2 separate regions of the Homo sapiens genome follow, and region 1 is linked to region 2. The links are chromatin loops, found by intact Hi-C in ENCODE. Cell type or tissue: endothelial cell of umbilical vein. All regions are shown on one strand. Region 1 has its middle 240 kb from the start of NUP35. Region 2 has its middle 120 kb from the start of NUP35.

What was found. Hi-C counts contacts between places; a loop is a spot of excess contacts. Peaks named below come from ENCODE experiments on the same cell type or tissue, not always from the same donor. Only the 100,000 strongest peaks of a DNase experiment are listed, where the experiment ranks them.
Region 1: a loop joins it to region 2, with 16 times the contacts of the local background. A loop is called at or near these places in 17 of 110 quality-filtered maps.

Annotation. Positions count from the first base shown.
Region 1 is chr2:183,357,253-183,362,252 of GRCh38, reverse strand. No RefSeq gene overlaps it. Among named protein-coding and RNA genes, the nearest start is that of NUP35, 240 kb to the right of the region's middle. In endothelial cell of umbilical vein, no CTCF peak of the experiment used is centred here; a DNase peak (open chromatin) is centred at 2,192.
Region 2 is chr2:183,245,970-183,250,969 of GRCh38, reverse strand. No RefSeq gene overlaps it. Among named protein-coding and RNA genes, the nearest start is that of NUP35, 120 kb to the right of the region's middle. In endothelial cell of umbilical vein, a CTCF peak has its summit at 1,909 (motif pointing left); a DNase peak (open chromatin) is centred at 1,709.

The sequences.
Region 1 (5,000 bases), 110 kb before region 2:
ATTGTATCACTTCAGTTGACTCAAGTTCAATTTTTAGTACTTGATAGACAAATGGTAAAAATAATAAGTAAATACATAATGCAGCCACTTTAGATAAGGCCCTGAGGTTCAAATCAACATCTGAACATTATCAAGCATCTGATTGAGCTATTCACTTTTATGGAACTTCTGCAAACAGAAGACAGCACTTCTCTAAAACTTTCTAGTGATGACTGACTGTGGTTCTTTCATTTTACCTAGACAGATAACTAACTAATAATGCAGTTTTTTGTTCTAAATATCCCTTGACAATTATTCCAATTTTCTGTTTGCCTTTAACATTGAAGATTTGGATGCCGAGTACCAAGTACGTATATTGTATCCTTTTTAATAATATAATTCCAATTACTACAAATGTAATTGTGAAGTCAGAGCTATATAGTATTTTGATAGCAGCACTTGTTTTTCTAACTGAAGGTAACTTGAATTATCTGGTGATTCTACATCAGTTTTCTTGCACTGATTTTTTTTAGTGTAATGCACCACTCTTTCAAACTATTTGCAATCTCATTAAGGCATTTATCTAATGAAATACTTTAAATTACTTCCCCAGATAATGTCAGATCATAATGACATCAAAATGGTGCTATCATGTAGTCCCACTGGATTTTTTATTGAAATCTTTCCATTGAATATATTGAAAAATAAAAGGAAAGACTGCTTCTAAGGATTGAAATATAATTCTCTTGAGAATCTATTAAGAACAAGTTCTTCCTGTTCCTTTAATATTCTTAAAAGGTTTTGTGTTGTGTTAGTGTTTATTATAGTTGTTTATATAAGGCTGGGTATTTCCAAACTCTCCAAATTTATTTCTCCCTACTCTGAGGAAGAAACCACCACTCATAGGCACTGAAAATACTTCTTTGGGCATACAAATACTAGTTTTTTGTTTTTACTATGAGTAACATAGGTTCAAATTAACCAATATTCTTTCACAGATTATCTGCTTTATATGCCATTTTATTTTTATCACTTCTTTTAATGCCAATGGTATATAAGCCTTTCCTCACTCCAAAATAAAATCATTTACACTTAATTTATTGATTCTAATGTAACTTGGTAAGGAGAGGTCAAGATTTATACCAATCTGAAGGATGGATTTTTTTAACTCTAAAGTTCACAGGGGTTGGGGCTAATTCTAAAGTAATATCATCAGCCAGAGTTTTAGGAAGAAATAGTGATATTGATTTTGTAACTTCTATACCCACAGTTCATATCCAGCTCCTCTTCAGGCCCAGAATCTTACTCCATGACTGACTCTCCACCTTCTTCCCAAAGAGGGTTCCTGCTTAAGCCAATAACTTCTAGGACACATACTGGAAAACAGCAAAAGGAAGGATAAAATGGCTACAAGAGAAATCTAAAGCAGGCCAAGGAGTGGTAAAAGAATTAAACCTTACTAGGATTTAACCAGTTTGACCAGGAGAAGATGGAAAGGAAGTAGTCCCTCTCTCCTGCTCCCACACAGATGGACATGTATCAATAGGGTACTGATGTAAGATGTGTGATGAGACTCTAAAACTAGAAGAGCTGGTAGTAGTACATGCATCCCATACATTTTGGGTCAGGTGAGTTGAGTGGGTGCTTTTGGGGTATTTGGGTTGGAGGGATGGGGAGACTTGGCAGATTTAGCAAATAAAAATAGAGAATTCCCAGCTAAATTTGAATTTCAGATTTGAAAAATGAAAGGGTGTTTTATACGTATGTCTCATGCAAGATTTCAGACACACTCATACTAAAATTGTCTTCATTGTTCATGCAAAGTTCAAATTTCAGCAGGCATCCTGTATTATATCTATAGCGAGAGTCTCCTGCAGGCTTGGGATATCTTAAGCTTCACAATGGCCTCCAGGAGGGCAAACAAGAGAATGAAGGCTTTGAGAACCTTGGAATTATAGAAGGAACAGAGAAAGGCCAAAAAAAGATAGAGGAGTTGATGGCTCTAGGCCCAAAAGAAAATACAAGAAAATACCCTCTAAGAAGTATAGCCCATCTCATCAAAATAGGAAGGAGATTAAACTCGTCATCTATTCACTCAGCAAGTAGATCAATTTGGTTTGGGAGAAAATTATTGACCCAGAGGAGTTGAAATACTTTTTAGAAATTGAGAGTATAATCTTGATCTGCTCACTGCAGAGGGCAGCGTTGCCCCAAGATTTGCAATTTCTCTGATACCATCAATATGAAACAGACTTTATAATAATAAAACCATTATAAGGAAAAAATGTAAGTTTCATTGCTTCTCTGAAGCATGCCAGACATGCTAGCTGAATAGTCAGGTAAGATATCTCATGAACAAGTTTCATGTAAGATTTCTCTCTTAAATAGCTTTTCTTTTCTTGTTCTTTCTCTCAGATTCCAGGAGAAATCTGCTGCATAGAAATGTATTATTTTACCTTTCTTTAAATCCTAAATGTTTATTTGACGTTATGGTATCCATGTGCTAACAGTTTGAATTTAATTTAAATTATCTTCCATCTATAAAATCAAGCTTTTTTGTTTAATGATTTGGCCTCAGGTAGTTTGAGTTACATTATCCCAAGATTCAAAATTTAAATGTCCGTGTGGTTAGGCACATGACATTATGACATTCGGATCTTGTTTGTAATTTCCTTTGCATAGACATACCTCATTTTGGTCTCCTTTTCATGATCTAAATCGAATTTCCTTAAGTAGCTATTATCCAAAGTCAGACTATGAACTACCAAGTCTAGGCTACATTCTGTTTCCAGGAGTGTTGCAGACCATTCTTAAAAGTAAGTCATCCCTCAAATCAATAAAAGTTTTTACATGGCTCTTTGCAGTGATTTAGACTATTCTTCTGTTGTTAAACATCCCATTGTAATACACAGATGGTTACAATAGAGCATGTTAACCACTATGATGAGGGAGTTCAGAGTGTGCAGGGAGCACATAGCTATATCCCAAATACAAAGTGGAAGCTGCACAAGACCTTCCAGAGAAGATGACCTGCAGTTTGAGGCTCATATAGAAGTTGCCACAGGAATAAAGGAGTGATGGACTATCCAAGAAGATGTATTCTTTTGTTCCTTAAAAAAACTACTGGATATGCTGTTTGAACAGCTTAAGAGAGTTTCAGGGATAATTCTTGGTGTGCCAGATATTTGCCCTACGTGATAATTTAGTAATCTAATTCCCACACTAAATTCAATTCTAATATATATTGAAACATATATTAAGTGTCTAAAGACATTTAAATTCAAAACTAGGGTGTTAAGACTTTAGCAGTATCTTTTCTAAGTTCACTTCAAACCATCATGTTAGTTTTAAAAATCATAGATTCATGGAAATGCAGTTTCAGAAGGGAAATAAAAGATCATCTAATCCAATTCCCTTATTTTATATACGTAATTCTAATAAATCCAGAGTCCCAAGTAAATCAGTCTTAGAACAGTGGCTTATTTTAAAAGCTCAGTTAACAATCAAAAGTGAATTTTTAAAATTCCACTTTTACATATATTTCTCATAAACCATTGTAACTTGGTCACTGAATAAGCTGGACTTATTCAAGGACAAAAGAAACTATATTCTTCTTGCTTCTCCCCATTAAACTGGCTTCATGGACTCATTCTTTCTCCCTTCTGTATAGAATCCCAGGCAAGTCCCATGGCTTTTCTAGACACTCTTACATATTAAATAAAAAGAAACTTTCTTCTGGCATTTGTTTAAAATGAGGCCCAGCATAAAAGTCAAATAAGTCTATCCAGGCCAGTGTAAAAAATCAAGACTCAATTTAGAACTTCTCTCCTCCATCAAATCACCTCTGTCCCAAGTTTGGAAGCCTGAAAGGAAGAGAAAGGAAGCCAGGTGGGAGGGCGGCCCTGCTTCCTCTCCTATATGCGCTCTTTCCAGGGTCAGAGAATGGAAAGAAAGAGGTAACGGGACTGAAGATGTCCCAGATTACTGCCCTATCAGATTCTGGGATTGGTGCCCTGTGAATGTGGCTTCCAAAGCTAATCCTTTTTTCTCGTGCAGGAAAAATGGCACATGTGGTGCTATCCATTCGCTTCCCAGTAGCCCCTAGGTTTCAAGTGACTACCATCTCTGGTCACATTGTACAGTGGTCTTCTTGGACAGGATAACTTTCAAGTAGTCTCTGACTATCATCAATCCAGGGGCTCCACATTTGTCCCCAAGAAACCTTGCGTATGTCACACCATACACACACAAGCCAGCAAGTGCAGCTTGCTTCCGTTGCAGTTCTCATTCCTGTGTGGATCAGAAGGGGACAGGGCCAGCTTCAGCTTCTGGCCCAGAGCTCCTTCAGGCATGATGAGTCAAATACCAGCCTTGGAGACCCTCACATCTAAAGGACACAGATAAACTTTGCACCTGGTTTAAAGTGAAAGGAAAATGTCCTCCTACACATTACATCCGTTGGGGGTGTGATTGACAAAGAAGAATAATTCAACATACTGATAACTTTCTCCAATAAATCCTTTCTCAGCCTCGCCAGCTTCACCCTTATATGGATGTGATCTAGGTAATAAATTTTTTTAGAAAATCCATTTTGGACACCCCCTTTGCAAGTGCCACCTAGGATGCCAAGCACCTCACTTTAGAATGTAAGAGTCTGAAACAGTATTCTCAGCCTTTGACCTCTCCCGAAACTCCAAGGCAAGAAGACATGGCATTAACATTTTGCTCTAACTTGAACATATGGCCCCAGCCTCATTTATGGAAGTACTTGCTTTTCTGTCTCCTTCCTGACCCCCACAGCTACCCCAGTACCTATCACCTTTCCTCCAAAATATCCCTGATATAATTTTTTTTTTTTTTTTTTTTTTTTTTTTTTTGAGACAGAGTCTCGCTCTGTTGCCCAAGCTGGAGTGCAGTGGCAGGATCTCGGCTCACTGCATGCTCCGCCTTCTGGGTTCAGGCCATTCTCCTGCCTCAGCCTCCTGAGTAGCTGGGACTACAGGCACCCACCACCACGCCCG
Region 2 (5,000 bases):
CCGCCTGACCTCCTCAAGTTCACCTGGGACCATTTGTTAAAAGTAACTTACAAAATAAAAAGAGAAAGAAAATAGAATTCTGACATTCATTATAAAACCTGACTATTGTTCTTGTATTTTCTATTCATGAATTTCTCTCTTTTTTAAATAATCACTTTTTTCTTGAACCATTTGAGTGGGTTCCTGTTCCTTGCAACCAAAGAGCCTAGAATAGAACAATTCCTTCAAGTAAATGGGTCACACACAAAATATCCTCATACTCATTGCTTATGCGCAAGTGTTGTACAAGTGACTTATTATATAGGAATGATGTTCGAGAGAAGTAAAAGCAGAAAGCCAAGTCTTTTTTGTGGTTCAAGAAGAGAAAAGATGCTCTGGGTGGTAACAGCAGAGTGTCATTCAGATGCAAAATCTAACCAACCCTTTGTGTGAGAATCTGTTTTATTACCTTAAGTTCTATTCTGTATTCATTAAATTGAACCCTGAAGGGACTTCGATTTTGCAATATGTCATTAGTTACAATGCTAACCTGAAAGTCAAAACTATATTTTGTTTTAGAGTATTCTATAATTCTAATTTCTCAGAAATTTAAACTGCATTTCTTTGCAGTCTGATAAAGTGAAATTTTTATCTGTTTACTAGGATGATAGGAATGATGTGGGCATCCCCTACCTGTTCAAACCCGCACATAACCTGCTCCATGGCAACTTTGCCCATACTGAAGAAATAAAAACACTTCTCCCTGGAGTCAGCAATTGGCAGCTGCTTTGCCTCAAGGACAAGGTCTATGTCTTTTTTAACTCAATCAGCTCAGCACCACGCCAGTGCCCTGCACAGACAGATGCTCCATAAATGCTTTTGAATCGACTAAGATGGCCAGAAAATGTAGTGTCTTCTCTCCTTTCTTCACCTGCTGCCTAAAGTGAGCTGAGAATTGGTAGGAACATGTTGGGAGAGAGAATGATAAAGGCAGAACTTAGATGCTGAGCCTAGCATTTAGAATAATAATGAAATTTTCTGAGAAGATTCTTCCTAAAATCCACATGTATTCAGATAATCCCACCAGGAAATATTACAGGTGATAAATTCAGCACAATTGCATTTTCCCCAGGTTCCCAGGAACATTTTATCCATCTCAGTGTGGTAGCCAGAAATCAAAAGAAGAGAGTGCAGAATTAACACCTGCACATTTTTAAGGATTTAATGAAATATTTATAGACTATTTCAGCCTTCTAATAAAAGTTATTACCCTTTGGTTGGTAAGTGTGACCTCCAGGGGACAATAACATTCTATTACATCTTAAAATTCTATAAAGTTATTAGTTATCTCCTATGGAAAACAATCCTTTATTGACAAGAGATAGGATGGATAGTCTAATAACTGAAATGATTCCATAAATAAATTTCAACTTGAAAGCTCTGTTGGATACACTTACCAAATCAGAACTTTAACATTTGTTATTACAGGACTCTCAAAATTATAGCTAAGTATTGCTGAATTACATGGGCACATCAGAACCAGCTTTACTCTTGTCTTGCAGGACATGTGATTATGAATTGTGTAAGAAAACTGATCAAAAAGAAATTATATATTTCCTGTCATGACTAATAGTCTCCTCTCATGTCTTCCTTTTAGGTCTATAAAGCTAATAAAATATAAGTCTGAATCATTAACAAAACTCTAAAAAATGAACACTGCTTTTCTAAAAGGAGATAAATTATGTTAAATAGGTTGTTTCCGAATAGATAAAAAGTTTTGAAACATACACTTAAATTTGTACATATGAATGAGATTGAAACATATTATGTGTGTGTATGTATATAGAATAGTCTAATGCTTTTTCATTTGAGATGGAGTATAAATAAAGTAAATTGCACCATCTGCTGGCTATATTTGGAAACAGACTCTAATTCTAAGCTCCAAGGAAAGGAGGTAAGAATTGAGAGTTACCTCCAAATATCAGGAAAAAGGCTACATCCAGCAAACAATGAAAAACATCAGTGCACTTCCATTCAAAGCCTTGAGGGTTCACTAGAAAGCCACTCAATATTGTAGAATCAGTTGCCATCTCAGTCCTACCAAGTGTTTCTGCCCTGGTGCTGGCATTATCAAAACAGTGAAATTCATGTCAGTATTTCTCATCATACACTGCAGACCCAACAATAAATACTAAACTTTAATGTTGGGAAATCCAAAGCCCATTCACACAAACAGAATTGCCAGGCTCACAGCATTTGGAGCTCATATTTTGGTAAAAGAAGTTCGCAACTCATCAAATTTATAAATCTTTTAGCCAGCCAAATTCTGAGTAATGTAGTACATTTGAATACACTTTAATAAAAAGAAGAGAGTCTCCAAATTTGGAACTGGAGGCCTGTTGAGTCCTACCTATGAGCTGAGATTTATAGTTATATTTCCTAAGTTTTAATCCAGCACTCTTAAAAAAGATACATCCATACCACAGCTTTCAGCGACTTCACTAAGTTTATCATTCCAAAGGTAAAATATTGTCCTATATTCTCCTTGCTCACTAGTCCTCTTACTCAGCCTGGTATTATTTTCTCTTTCACTGTTAAATTAGGTGAGTGAGGAGCTTTCCTATCTCAAGATGTCTGAACACTACCCCGTATTAATATTCACTCCCTACTAATTTTTCTAACTTGTTCAATCACTGTTGCATTTGAAATATTTTATCCTTGTTCCATCTACTACACTAAATCACATCTTGAAAAATTCAATTACAAGTTCAGGTGAATGATTTGAACTTGGGTTTTGTTGTTTATGATGCCACTGGAACGCATCAACTGTGCTGCATTCAATACAGGGAGCACATTACTCTTTACACAGTAATAGCTTCTTGTGAGGCTCTGGCTTACTGTAGACCTGGAGCTTATCTGTAAAATCTTTTTCTTTCCTAGTGTATTTTTCATGTTGTGAACCTGAATCATTTTTCTATTCTATTATGAAGTACTAAAGTAACTTGTATCTTGTTGTAAAGAGGAAAATCAACTTATCTTTTGAAGGAGTCCAAGTTTTATATTGAATGTAAACTATTAAATGCAGTTTTCCAACTGGATGTGACAATGTAGGACAAATGTTCTTGTCAATGATTATTTTCAAGGTGATTTAATCTTTCTCAAAAAGCAAGTTATATTTAGCCATTACTTTGGGGGAAAGGTAATTTTTTCAGTTAACATTTCCTCAACCCTGACATTTTCTTGCTTTTATGTATTTATTATTTGAAATCTCTCCATTATTTCAACAGTTCTTTGAATACACAATTCAACCCAACAATTTAATAAATGTTACTAAAGTCTTCTTGGCAGGAGCTTGTAATCTAATAGGGAAAAAATACAAAAACAGCTATTACAGCACAATGTGGTAAGAACAATAGTGGAGATATACTGTGTGCAAAGGCCCTTGTCGCATCCTTTACAGACTGAGAAAGACATCAGGCAAGAAGTGACTTGAGCTGAGCTGGCCCCTGAAGGATGGACAAGAATTTACCACCTGGCAAGGGACAGATGGGGAAGAGATTTCAGGCAAAGAAAAAGCATGTGAAAAACTCAAGATGTGAAAGAATGTGTAAAGTTTCCTTTTTTCCATTCCCAGTTCCTGCGACATTTTAGATGAAAGGTTCCACATGGAGAACTGATTTTCTAATAATGTCAAATATAAACTAAGGAAAGTTTAAATTTTTATAAATGAAATACCTTTTAGTAAACATGTCTTCAAATATAAAATCTTTATTACCAAAAAATATATATTCAACTGTATTTTATAAATGTTTTCAGATTTCTATACATGGTCAGTGGCAGGGAAGGAGGGGTTCCTGAAGGAATAATTAGGTGCCATGGAGTCAAGTTTAGTGTGATTACAAAATAACCTGAGAAAGATCAGTATAGGTATATCCTTGTAGAGTTCGCTGGCAAGAAAAAAAAAAACTAGCTTTGCTTTGTACTCAGAATAATCCACAGTCAGGTTGGATAGCAGGGCTATGACCTTGTCAATGACTTTATTTTCTAAAATAAGATAGGTAATTAGTTGTTCCTTTTGCTTTTATTAGGATAGACACAATTGGGAATTTCTGCATTTATTTTCATAGGAAGTTTCACCTGATTCTTAGCTTGTGGCACCCTGTGCTATTGAAACTGAGATTTAATGATGAGGAAATGAATAGAAACATGGGCTAAATACTCCTGGAAATAAATGCATGCACTTTAGTGCCACTGAGCAATTGGAAGTTTTGACAACTTAGGGCTTCAGGGTCACACGTTTACACTGCAGGAGATCTGCATTTTATTTCCACCAATTTTCCCTATGAGTGTGGGGTCAGAGGACAGAAGTATATGTGTTTCAAACATATGGGTATTTTTTAATTAGGAAAATTTCAAATGTATACAGAAAAATTAAGATTATTATCAACATAATCAAGTTTGTTTCATCTATAACTTCCCTCCTCTTGCCCAGATCGTTTTTGAACCAGTCCCAAACGTCAGATTATTTTCTCTGTAAACATATTAGTATGTATCCCTAAAATATAACTCTTTGAAAACAAGACCACAATACCCTCAAGAGATATTTTTACAGTATTAGAGATTAAACTTTATATAACTTCTATATCCAATTTATGTTATGTAATTACTAAATAACCTCTAGAAACATATATTTTGTCTTTTTCATGAATGAAAAGAAACTTACTAGCTAAACAGATCTTCAATAACAAAGCATTTTTAGACTACATATAGAGTATATATTTATAGGAAGAGAAAGCGTAGTATAACATATATATGCGTGTATACATATTCATTATACATATATATACACATATGTGTGTACATACATGTATATTTATTTACTCTTTATGTAAAATATATCCTAAATGACAAATAGTAACTCTTTAAGAATTTTTCTCAGTGGGACTTAGAATAAATTGGCAGAGTTTATGGGTCACTCATAGAGCAGAAACCAGAACCGTGCTCCCAGAGTGCCAGGAGAA